3 separate regions of the Homo sapiens genome follow, and all the other regions are linked to region 2. A link is a contact called in ENCODE Hi-C or POLR2A ChIA-PET data. All regions are on one chromosome and are shown on one strand. The core of a region is the stretch at or near the end of the contact, and the rest is flanking DNA. Distances in the headings are between cores, read along the strand shown. Region 1 overlaps BCL11B (BCL11 transcription factor B). Region 2 has its middle 200 kb from the start of LINC02914. Region 3 overlaps BCL11B (BCL11 transcription factor B).

Evidence for each region. Hi-C counts contacts between places; a loop is a spot of excess contacts on that map. ChIA-PET counts read pairs that join two places held with the same protein, here RNA polymerase II (POLR2A). Pooled maps may share reads with other maps.
Region 1: a loop to region 2 is called in a map of MCF 10A, with 4 times the contacts of the local background. The contact joins two enhancer-like sites. A Hi-C loop is called at or near these places in 1 of 168 maps with a recorded cell type or tissue (MCF 10A) and 1 of 50 pooled maps. POLR2A ChIA-PET finds 5 or more read pairs at or near these places in 2 of 52 experiments (CD8-positive, alpha-beta T cell and naive thymus-derived CD4-positive, alpha-beta T cell).
Region 3: a map of thyroid gland shows a loop between it and region 2 (2.6-fold over the local background). The contact joins two enhancer-like sites. A Hi-C loop is called at or near these places in 2 of 168 maps with a recorded cell type or tissue (HAP-1 and thyroid gland). POLR2A ChIA-PET finds 5 or more read pairs at or near these places in 1 of 52 experiments (A549).

What each region holds. Positions count from the first base shown.
Region 1 is chr14:99,190,741-99,194,346 of GRCh38, forward strand. The region is part of intron 3 of BCL11B (BCL11 transcription factor B); the gene reads right to left. Among named protein-coding and RNA genes, the nearest start is that of BCL11B, 80 kb to the right of the region's middle. RefSeq lists an enhancer at 1,190-1,751. Within about 2 kb of position 1,456, at least 15 of the 41 ENCODE cell types and tissues checked have a DNase peak (open chromatin) inside an H3K27ac peak, as active enhancers do.
Region 2 is chr14:98,907,844-98,911,268 of GRCh38, forward strand. No RefSeq gene overlaps it. Among named protein-coding and RNA genes, the nearest start is that of LINC02914, 200 kb to the left of the region's middle. Within about 2 kb of position 1,873, at least 2 of the 41 ENCODE cell types and tissues checked have a DNase peak (open chromatin) inside an H3K27ac peak, as active enhancers do.
Region 3 is chr14:99,230,382-99,234,058 of GRCh38, forward strand. BCL11B (BCL11 transcription factor B) reads right to left here. Exons shown (of 4, transcript NM_138576.4): 3 at 964-1,176. Among named protein-coding and RNA genes, the nearest start is that of BCL11B, 40 kb to the right of the region's middle. Within about 2 kb of position 2,355, at least 7 of the 41 ENCODE cell types and tissues checked have a DNase peak (open chromatin) inside an H3K27ac peak, as active enhancers do.

The DNA of each region.
Region 1 (3,606 bases), core at 206-2,705, 280 kb after region 2:
AGAAAGAAGAATTGTTCTAAAGCTCGGCATGGCAAATATTTCAGAGAAAAACTGCTCGACTGTTTGAAGGTACAGATGTCTGACCTACCTGGCCATTCCAACTCCTACAGGTGCGACTGTGACAGACAGCTCACCACCTCCACTCCCACCGCCCGCTTCGGCCACACGGGGGGGGTCACCCTCAAATTAGGGTCATCCTGTTACTTCTTTTTAAAATATGCTTTGGGGGTAAAATCTAACAATGGGAATTCAGTCCCAATTTTCAAGGAAGGCCTTTGATTCCACTCTTTTATTATTGGTTATTCTTGAACCTCAAAATAGATACTAATATTCCCCCAGGCCTTTTCCAGGTTGTTGTCAGTTAGAAAAAAACAGCCTAGGACAGTGGTTCTCAACTGAGGGTTGTTTTGCCCCTCCAGGAAACCTGCGGCAATATTTGGAGATATTTGTGATTGTCAAGACTGAAGGGGCTTGGGCTTTGGGGTGCTACTGGCATCTAGTGGGGAGAGGCCAGGGATGCCACTGCACATCTACGATGCACAGGACATCTCCCCAACAAAGGATGAGCCAGTCCACATAGCAACTGTCCCAAAAGTGGGCAGCCCTGGGCCACACCCGTCAACTTAAACACTGGCTTCCTTGTGGGGACCGCACCTAAATCTAAAAAAAAAAAAATAGACTGAAAGAGAAAGTGGGGAGTCAGGAAGAGAGTGGGAAAGGGAGAAAGAGGTGGAGAGAATTGAAAAGACAGAGAGAAGAGGAGGGGCCCACACCATCTACTTCTCTGGCAATAAAGAAACTGTGGAATCCCAGTCAATTTCATCATTGTAGAAATCATTTGAATTCCAGAGTTGCCTGGAGCTGAGAATCTGGGGCTCCTAGGGAGCTCCGAGCCTCGTGAAGGGGGAAGGCAGCCTGAAATGGCAGAGGGGGCAGGGGGACTGCATTTGTCAGCACCCCCCTGCCCGCAGCCCTCCACCAAAAAAAAAAAAATGCTCCGAGTGACTTCCCTCCAGAGCTGGGCTTGGCCACTAAGGCAGGGATGTCAGGGGCTGCCCTAGATTTGGTGGCTCAGCTGTGAGCCCTGCAACAGCGGCTGCAGGAGATGAAAAACAAATATATACTTCCTGAAGTCAAAGAGATAAAAATACAATTTCTGCTGCGTATGCCACTCTTTCACGCAGCATCAACACTTATGTGGGGTGACGGGGGGAGGAGGATGACCACGCAAGCTTAAGTGATTTTTTTAAAAAACACGATCCAGAGAGATTACATAAAAAGTACAATTAAGGGACGCTCAGAATCCCGAGGCCTTCAAGAACGTGCTAGCTCCGGAATATTTTTAGAACAATCACTGGAGTGATTCTTCTTAGTTGTAGAAACACTCCAAATCAGAAAGTCAATTTTTCCTCTATTTGCAGCAGTGCTGGCTCCACTGGACGGAATGCGTGTGTTTTGCTTGGCGGCTGTTCATAATACTGTCTTGGCAGCGTTTCCTTGGAGCGCACACGGTGAACCTGGCTCTCGCATACAGTAGCACTTTCATTTTAAGCGCCCCAGCCACGCTTCCCTAATAACAGCCTGGGAACTGCAAAACCCCTGTAAGCCCAGCCCTTTAAATGGGGAACAGAGCAGGGCTTTCGGGGCCCCGCTCGCCACAATAGGGACTGTAAACTGGGGCTGGTGCTTTCAATCAAGAAACGTGGCTCTCGTTAGAAGGCAGAAAATAAAACAATGCCGGCACGTTCTGGAGACCACAGCGCGCTACCTTTCACCTCGTCCTCGCCACACACACCCAGGCCCAGCCCCGCTGCCTCCTCTACCCTCCTGCTGTCCTGCCAGGTACCAGGTGTACCAGACCGGCTGAAGTTTGGATGGGAAGGGACATGGCAACTTGGGAACCACACTGGGGCTGGGGCTGTGGGCCAGAAAGATCTGATTCTCCTGCTTCCTAGCCTTGGCTGAACATGAATGAGTGAGCTCAACTCTGAGCTCCAAGTTCCTTATCCATAAATGCGAGTGACACCTGTATTGAGGATGTGGAAAGATTCCAGAGCGTGCATGGAAGAGTCCTGCCTCTGGTCAGTGCTCAATAGAGAATGCTATTTAATGATCAAAATGTAAATGAGTGAATGAATGAATGAATGAATGAATGAGTGAATGAATGGATAAAAGAGTGAATGAATGAATGAGTAAATTAGTGAATAAGTGAATAAGTGAATGAATGAATGAGTGAATAAGTGAGTGCAAGACAGCAGGATGGGGCTAAGAGGGGCTAAGATGAGATGGGACCGCTCATGAACAAATCCCCAAACCCCTCTCTGTCACTGATCAGCCACCGTGGTCAGCCACTGCCACCAAGTAGTCGTCATTCAAAAGGGGCCTTCCAGGTACAATTTCAGCCCCTCCCTGGCATCAAGAAACGTAGTGATTTCGGCCTCTTACAACTGGCTCATCACCACTGTCTGTTCGCACACTCCTCTTTCTTTCTCCCTATGTTGTTTACAAAGGTTTCATTATGTTTTCAACTAATCAGAAAGGCCCCGCTAATACACAATTAACATGTGATTATAAAAAAAATTAAAATAGCTTCCAGAAGAAGGAAATGTAATTAAGTAGAGAATGCTTTTCAATAAGTGCTTGCTTTAACCCATTGTCAGAACACAGTCTACGTTCGTCCACAATGCCTAGAACAGATGCCAAGGGCAGAATGTTAAAAGGAAGTTTAAAAAAAAAAGGGGACATTATTTTCTGGGGGAATAATAGCCATCAACTTGGTACAACATGCCGGAGAACTCGGATTCCGGCTGCAGAGGAGAGACCCTCCTCCCAATCCTCTTACCTCTTTTTTCTGGAGAAAGAAAAAAAAGTTTCCCTTCTAAAAAAATGAAATAAATGATTAAAGCCAAATCTAAGATAATAAGAATACATGCAACTAAATAGAGAAACCAACAGCCAAACACACACACTAACGAACCCCACTGCCAACAGAAGTTCTGGTCCAGACCATGAAGAGGGTTTGATAGCACCTCTTTTTCATCAAGTCTGTGATCATTTTGTTTCAAATCATTTCTGGCCAAATTTCAGAAGGGATCTGTCTTTTTAAAACCCCAAATCTAAAATGCGTTTGTAGACTCCTGTTTGAAAAGCAGGCTGACCAATCTGAAGGATTTTATTTCTCCCCCTTCTCTGCAGCCATCCCAAAGCAGTGCTCCAGCCAATGAGATCCGGCCATTTTATTGGCCCCAATGCTTGTCAATATGAATGGGGGTACTGGGGGTTTCAATGGTTTCTGCCAGACAATATGGGCCCAAAGCAAATGGCAAATTCAGTGATTTTGCAAGGAATGGGAATGTCGTGAGAAACGTGCATGACCCCACACATGAATTCTCCCAAACATGATGGAGAAGACGAAATATCAGGAAGCTCAGGGCAGGTGACAGGGCGACCACCTGGACACCTGTCCTCCCTCCTCACAGCCCCAGCACAGAGCAAGTGCTGCTGGCCCCGGACTGTCCCCCAGCAGCAGAAGTCACAGTCAGCAAACCGCCAAGGCCTTCCCCGGACTGCACTGGCTTACAGAACACACCCAGTTCTGGTAAGATG
Region 2 (3,425 bases), core at 623-3,122:
CGTCATCATTTTTATTGAGCACCTACTATGTGTGAGACCCTCTGCTAGATGTGCACTGTGGAGGAAACACGCTTCTTGAATTCCAACGCCCACTCTCCCCCGGGGAGTTGCAGCATTCGACTACTCTCTGCTTCCTAAGTGCAGTTTCTGCCTTACAAGTCCGGCCCTCGGGGTTGTTGTGTGGAAGGAGGGGACGATGTTTGTGTAGGGCCTGGCTTAGGGCCTGTGAGCCCCTGCCCCTCCTCCAGCCCCCCACCTGCCCCTTCCTTCCCTTGGGGGAGGGACAGAGCAGGCTTCATGCGGGACTCATTCTGACAGCTGTCCGGGAAGGGGGGTGATTTGTACAAAGCAGCCTGACTGTGTCTAAATCCCTCCCTGGGGCACTGTTTCCAAATTACAGTGTGGCAGGTTTGATCCCTGCCACCCCGCCCCACCTGCCTCCGCAGGACTTTCCTCCATCCTGGGCCCTGTGTGATGGGATGACGAGCCCTTCCATCTGCCCCACCGTCCCTCCCAGTCCTCCTCCCTCACTCCTTCCCCACCTATTGGATCTGTCTGTCCATTTGGCATGGGGTGAAGCAGGCGGTGCCTACCCTTCAGCTCTCAACCCCAGGATAGTGACAGCAGCAAGCAGACAATTACATTCTAGAACCAATTAATTAACTGAATGCTCCCCTGCCAGTTGCTTCATATCACTGTCTTATCAAGTCTGAGAGCACTGTCTCATTAGGCCCATTTAAGAGATGCGGAAATGGCAGGGCAAGCAGATCACCACCCCAGGTGACAAATGGCCTGGATACAGGTGGATGGGATGCCTACTCAGGGCCTCCTGTCCTATTTATAGTAGGAACGGCTGCCTTTTGAATGTGCCCTCTGGCCTCGGACATGCTGCGTACAGGAGCACCGATCCTCAAAGGACCAGTGAGGTAGGTACCACCTGGCTCACCTTACCCATGAGAGAACTGAAGTCAGGGAGGGCACATGATGGGCCAGGAAGCCCTGGCTAAGCACACTGGTAAAATGAGACCTCGTATCTTTGCAGCCCTCTAACTTTCCCTCCCTTTGGAGACGCAGATGAAGGGGAAACCAAGCTGCCTTGGAACTGGGCTGCCCCCATGCACCATGGCCATTTGGAACTGGGTAGTGAGAGGCTGCCCTGTCCATTGTAGAATGTTTAGCAGCATCCTCTGGGAGTAGCAAACTCCCCTCTCCTGGGACAGTTGTGACAACCAAAATGTCTCAACATTGCCAGATGTCCCCTGCGCGTGGGGGGCGGGGGGTAAAATCACTCCTACCCCAGTTGAGAACCATTGCCTCACAGTCTTCAGCTTTTTTTCAAGAAAGTCTATGTTATTTCTCTGAAGGACATCTAGAAATTCAGAATGCACAATGCCCAAAAGGGAAAGAACACGGAGCATGTCACAGCAAACACTGATCCCACATGGCATTATTATTATTAATCACTAACTTGACTACAGTCGGTGGGAATGAATCGCTCTGGGGGGGTGGACAATGGGACTTCAGGACATCACAGTCGGAGTGCCACGGCTGACTCATAGGCGACTTTGGACAAGTCTGTTTGCCCTTTTGGGACTCAGTCTTCCCCTCTCTAACATGGAAAGCCTGAAGGATGTGACTCACAATGACCGTTTTAATCTAGTATTGGCAGATGTCCCAGATTTTGCCACCGTGGGACCAATGTTATCACATAGTACAGAAGCCAATGTCCTCTGGGTTCTGATCACCTGGGTGCAGACTGTGGCTTGAGTACTTACTGGCTGGGTGACCCTAATCAGGTCATGTAACATTGCCATGCATCTGCCTCCTGCTCTGTAAAAACTCTGGGATCATAGCAGTATCTGCCTTATAGAACTGTCATGAGCCTTAACTGAGAGGATATATACAATACAACAGTGTCTGACATTAGTAATAGCCTCGTAAGAATTAGTTATCTTTAGAAACCACAGGACCCTCAGTCCCAACCACAGCCCGGCTGAATCAGATCTCCCAGGGAGATCAGGAACCAAGTATATATGGCTACTGAAGGACGGATTTGGTTTTGCCAGGTGGAGATACAGTGCAGAAGAAATGGAGGGAGCATTCTCTGGCTGATTTTTTTAAATCCTCCACAAATGATTCTGAAGCAGTGAGTTGCTGGCCTGGCACTTAGGAACCACTGTAAGTTATATGAAGCTCTCTGACGTTAGGAATATTCCAATAATGTTTTGAGTGCCACTCTGTATGAAGGCCTGAGTGGTGCAAAGATGGAAAAGGTACTCTCTGTCCTCAGAGAGCCACTGCCTAAACCAGCAAAAACAACTCCTAAGCCACATATATAGTCCAAGTGGGCCTCTGTGTTTCAGGAGCACAAGGAAGCCTGAAACATGTGCTCAGCGATGACAGAGGAGACAGTGATCTGCAGGATTATCAGTAGGGCTGTGCAGGTTATTGACTGCACAGAGGCACCCAGAGAAAGGTCACTCTTCTTTCTAATTCGCATAAAAGCTCCATCGGGCCAGTGGCAGGTCTGGAGGTCATTATTCAAGCAGGCTGTTCTGGAAGCTCCTACTCATCCATCAGTGAGAGTTTAGCTGCCCCTTTCTCTAGGGAACCTTCCCGAAGACCCAGAAAACAGAGTCGACCACACCCTTTTCTGTGTCATGCCCTATTAAAGTCTTCCTTACCCCAGATTGTAAATGCATGTTTGGATTAACGTCTCCCCAACTTGTCTTTGAGCCTTTTGAGAGTAGTTACTGAGTTTGTTTGGTTTTTCTGGTGTTCTCATGTTAGCACCCCAACACAAGGTCTGGTACAGAGTAGGTGCTGAGAAGATGCTTGTATTTTGTTTTGTGGGGTTTTTCGGTGGGCGGGGGTTGCCTACTACAACTGCTAGCAGCAGATGCGTGTTGAATGAATAAATGGATGGATGGATGGGTGGATGGGTGGATGGATGGATGGATGAATGATGGATGATGAATGAATGAATGATTAAATAAATAAATAAATCCCAACTAACTAAGAGGATTTTAATGAACCTGGGTAGAAAGGACACTCCGTTACCAATCAAGCGAGCTGGATGTCAGCCAAAGTGACTTCCTGGAGGAGGAGCAAATGGCCCCTGAATGATAGATGCGTTTTTGCCAAGTGGAGACACAGTGCAGAGGAAATGTTGGGAACATTCTCTAGCCAATCTCATGCCCAGAAAATTAGATTTTAAAAAGTGAAAGATACCAGGAGTCGTTAGCGAAGTGTTCATGGTTTGATGGTTGCTGTGGCAACATGCTCTTCATTTGGGATGGAATCGCAAAGTAAATATTTTCATAGCATCAGCAGGATAATAAGACACATGTTGCCATATCTGGGAGAGAGCCAGTCCTCTGCACTCTTGTGTGGGTGTCCTCCGTAACTTGGTTATTTTGCCCACA
Region 3 (3,677 bases), core at 1,105-3,604, 320 kb after region 2:
ACCCCCCTTCTCCTTTCCTGCCCCTGCCACAGAAACCAGGCCACGGCTGCTCACCACATGTGTCTGTGTCAGCATCCTGGTTTGCGTGGCCACAGTGCTTTCACGCCAGGCCCTGCCGAGATGCCGGGGGGACAGACTTGTGAGAGGGCCCTTTGCCCTTGAATTCCCAAGGACCCCAAGGATTCCCAGAGACCCTAGGCAGAATAAGATCTTGGGTTCCACTTGGGGAGAAGCAGGGCAGGTAGAGGCCAGTTTGTGTCACCACACCGGCCCATCTGCCCATCTGTAGAATGGGCAGCCACACCGCCCGCCCGGGAGAGCAGGATGAGTCGGCACAAACAGCTGTGTCTGGGTCTGGCCCAGAGCCGGACGCACAGCAGGTACTCAGCCCCCGCCCCCACCCCTCACACACCTCACAGTGTTTCACTCCCTCTCGTGGCCACAGCTTTTTAAGAGGCTCCTTTTGAGCCACTTTTTTTCTTTTTCAAAGCTAATGGGCAACACATTCTCCCAAAGAGAAACTCAGCATTTTGGACGGCTCCAGCAATGTACACAGTCAACCAAGGAATCTTCCCCTAGCCTGGTCTTGGCGGGGCAGGGGATTGTCTGGGGTGGGGGAGGGGGTGGCAGTGGCAAGGGCCGAAGAAAACCTCAGATGTTAAGTGTTATCCAATTAAGCTGTCGCTAAACAACCCAAAGAAGCGGGATTGGGAGGCTGGGGAATGCATTCTGGGAGCAAGACTCTCAGAACGGGTGGGGGCACCGTGGGGGACTCCTGACCGAGGGGCACCGGGCCCTGGCTCATAGTTCAGCGAACATTCTTTACCACTTCCCCTGGCACCCCAAAAAGCCTTCTGGGTGGGAGCTGCCCTTCCTCCCTGGGTCCCCACCTTGCTCCAGCGCTGCCCATGGCACACCCCGCCATCCCGGGGGCCCGCCCCCCACCGCGGCGTCGTCTGTTACCTGACAACTGACACTGGCATCCAAAGGGAGCCTCCGTCTGACCCTCACCCTGAGTCCCGTCACCCGAGACCGGGCGCGCGCTGCAGCACGGCAGGGGGAGGCAGGGCGGGAGAGCGCCCAGGGCACGCAGAGGTGAAGTGATCACGGATGAGTGAGGGTGGGAGGAGGCAGCTATGGGGGCCACCGCTGGCAGCTGGGCAGGCCTGCACGGCCCTGGAGAAAAAACAATAGAAAAGACTGGTCAGTCGGGCCCTGGACTGTGTGAGGGGCACGGGGTGGGACGGGGCTCGGGGCGTGGGGCTCTGCTCAGGCCACCCTTCGGGGGTGGGAGGCCCCCGGGGTGCCAGGCCCTGCAGGGAAGGCAATCGGGACACAGGCGAGGGAATGGGCTCGGGGAGGTGGGCAGGGGGCACTGGGGAGGGCCCGGTTTCCACAGCTGCCAGGCTGGGCTGTCGGGGAGGCAGGACCCCGCCTCTGGGGGCCTGGTGCAGGGGGCTGGGTGAACGGGGGCTGTGAGGACCCACTCTCAGGAAGGACCCCCCACGTGGGGGCCTCTGGAGCAATCAAATAGGTTCCATTTGGGGATTTGTTTCCAAAACTTCGGGCTACCCCTCCCTGGAAGAGCTGGGAAGCTCACAGCCTCCCCTGTTTGCTGTATCAGGATGGGCTGTTCCTACAGGCCCGGGACACCTTGGGTCCGCCTCCAGCCTTGGGTCCGCCTCCAGGTGTCTGGGCTCTGTTAGCCTCCTGTCTGGCAGACCACCAGCTGGGGGCTCTCTCCAGCCCCAAGCACTGAGCGTGCTGCACCCAAAACGCAATGCCCTTCAGAAGGCTTTCACACCCCCCTACCACACCCCAAGAAAACCCTGGCGCTGCTCACCCCCTCCTAACGTCTCGGCCTGGCTTGGGAGGCCTCCCGCCATGTGACAGCAAGGACACAGGGCCAGGGCCGGCCCCGCCTCTGCCCAGCCCCACAGCTCGCTCAGCTCCACAGCAAGGCCTGCATTTGATTTAGCCGTTTATCTTAAATGGCTAAGAGACCACCAGGGCAAAACATTTGTGTGAAGCCCTTGCCAAAACCACAAGTGAAGAAGCCCAAATTCCCTGGGTAAATAATTGAGCAGGGAAGCATCAGAGAGACAAAAAGGAAACGTCAACAAGAGGATGGGCAGCTGGGCCCAGCCGGCTTTGCCAGGGAGGCCCAGCACAGGTCTGCACGGGTGGGAGTCTGCCCACTCCAGGGCCCCCACGTGGATTCCCCCATCGCAAGGAGAGCCACAGGACCCTGCAAGCCACCAGGAGCCAGGAGCCTGTCAGTCTTCATTGGACTGAACTTCCTAACACACTGACGGGAACTGGGGCTTAGAATACCCATTGCACAGACCAGGAAACTGATGGCGTGACTGCAGAAAACTGCAGACATCAGCAGCCCCATCCAAACCCCAGCTGTCTGGCCCCAGAACCAGGGCTCTTTCTCTGTAGCCCTGGTTTCTCTAAAACATGGGTTATCCAGGATCAAGGCATCAGGGCATTTAAGAAGACCCCCTGCTTAGGGATTGCAAGCTGTCAGTGTCCTGTCAAGAGGTCAAAGCTAACACCAACACTGCTCGGAACCCCCTGAACCAACAAAGACCTCATACTAGGTGAGGCCTCGGGCCCAGGGTATTTCTGAGCTGGGGATAGCCCTGGAAGGATGTGGCTGAGGAACCAGTAAACAGTTTCAGCCTCAGATGCTGAGGGGAAGGCCATGCTAGATTTAGTGCCATCCCTCAAGGAAGGTCAGGACCTGCCTCCTCCTGGAAGCCTGCCCTAGCCTGAACCTTCCAGCACTGGACACTGCATTTGATCCTGTCCACTGGTGGTCTCAAATCCCTATGTAGGCCTTCCCTGCAGACCACCGAGGGCTCTGGGTCATCCATCATCATGACAGCCACCTCGCTCAGAAAAGATCCACATTCCACTGGGGGAAAACTGAGGCTTAGGGAGATCTGAGACTGGAACCCAGTTGTGTCCCCGAAGCCCGCAATGCTCTGCTTCCCTCTAGGGCTGCAGCTGGGTAAGTGACCAGGGGTCCTGGGATCTCTAGAGCAACGGCCACATAGTGGGCGGAAGTCTGAGATCCCTGGGCTCAATCCAGCCATTGGAAGCTGCAAAGGCCAAACCCAGGCTCTGGTTCCTGGGTTCTGGGTGAGGCCACGACACAGCCAGCACCATTTATCACTACTGAGAAACCAGCAGAAGCAGCTCGAGGCCTGGTAAGGGTTGTCCCAGGTGCTAAGAAGCTGACTCTGTCTCCGTGGTGGGAGGAACCGTTGCAGAGCAGGTAGAAAACAGGCATCTGGCCACACCCTTCTCCTGGAAACGTCCAAGGTGGGGCTCAGACCAGGGTCTGTAAAGGCGATGTCACACACCACACGTTGTTCCCTGCATAGGGGTCAGGGGGTAGGCCGCCCTGGACAGGTTTCCCCAGAGTCTCATTAGCAATTGTGACCTTGCTGAAGTCCACCTGCTCCAGGGACCGGCTCAACTGAGGCAGGGGAGGGGGGCAGCCGGGAGAGGGGCTTCAAATCCCAAGCTCTACAGGGCCTCTCTGGGGCTCCCAGAGCACCTTCTACACTGGGAGAGGTTTCCACACGGGGCAGCTCAAACCCAGAGCCCTTCCCAAGGGTGGAACTCAAGAAATCTGAAGCTACTGCAAAAGCCCAAAGTGATGA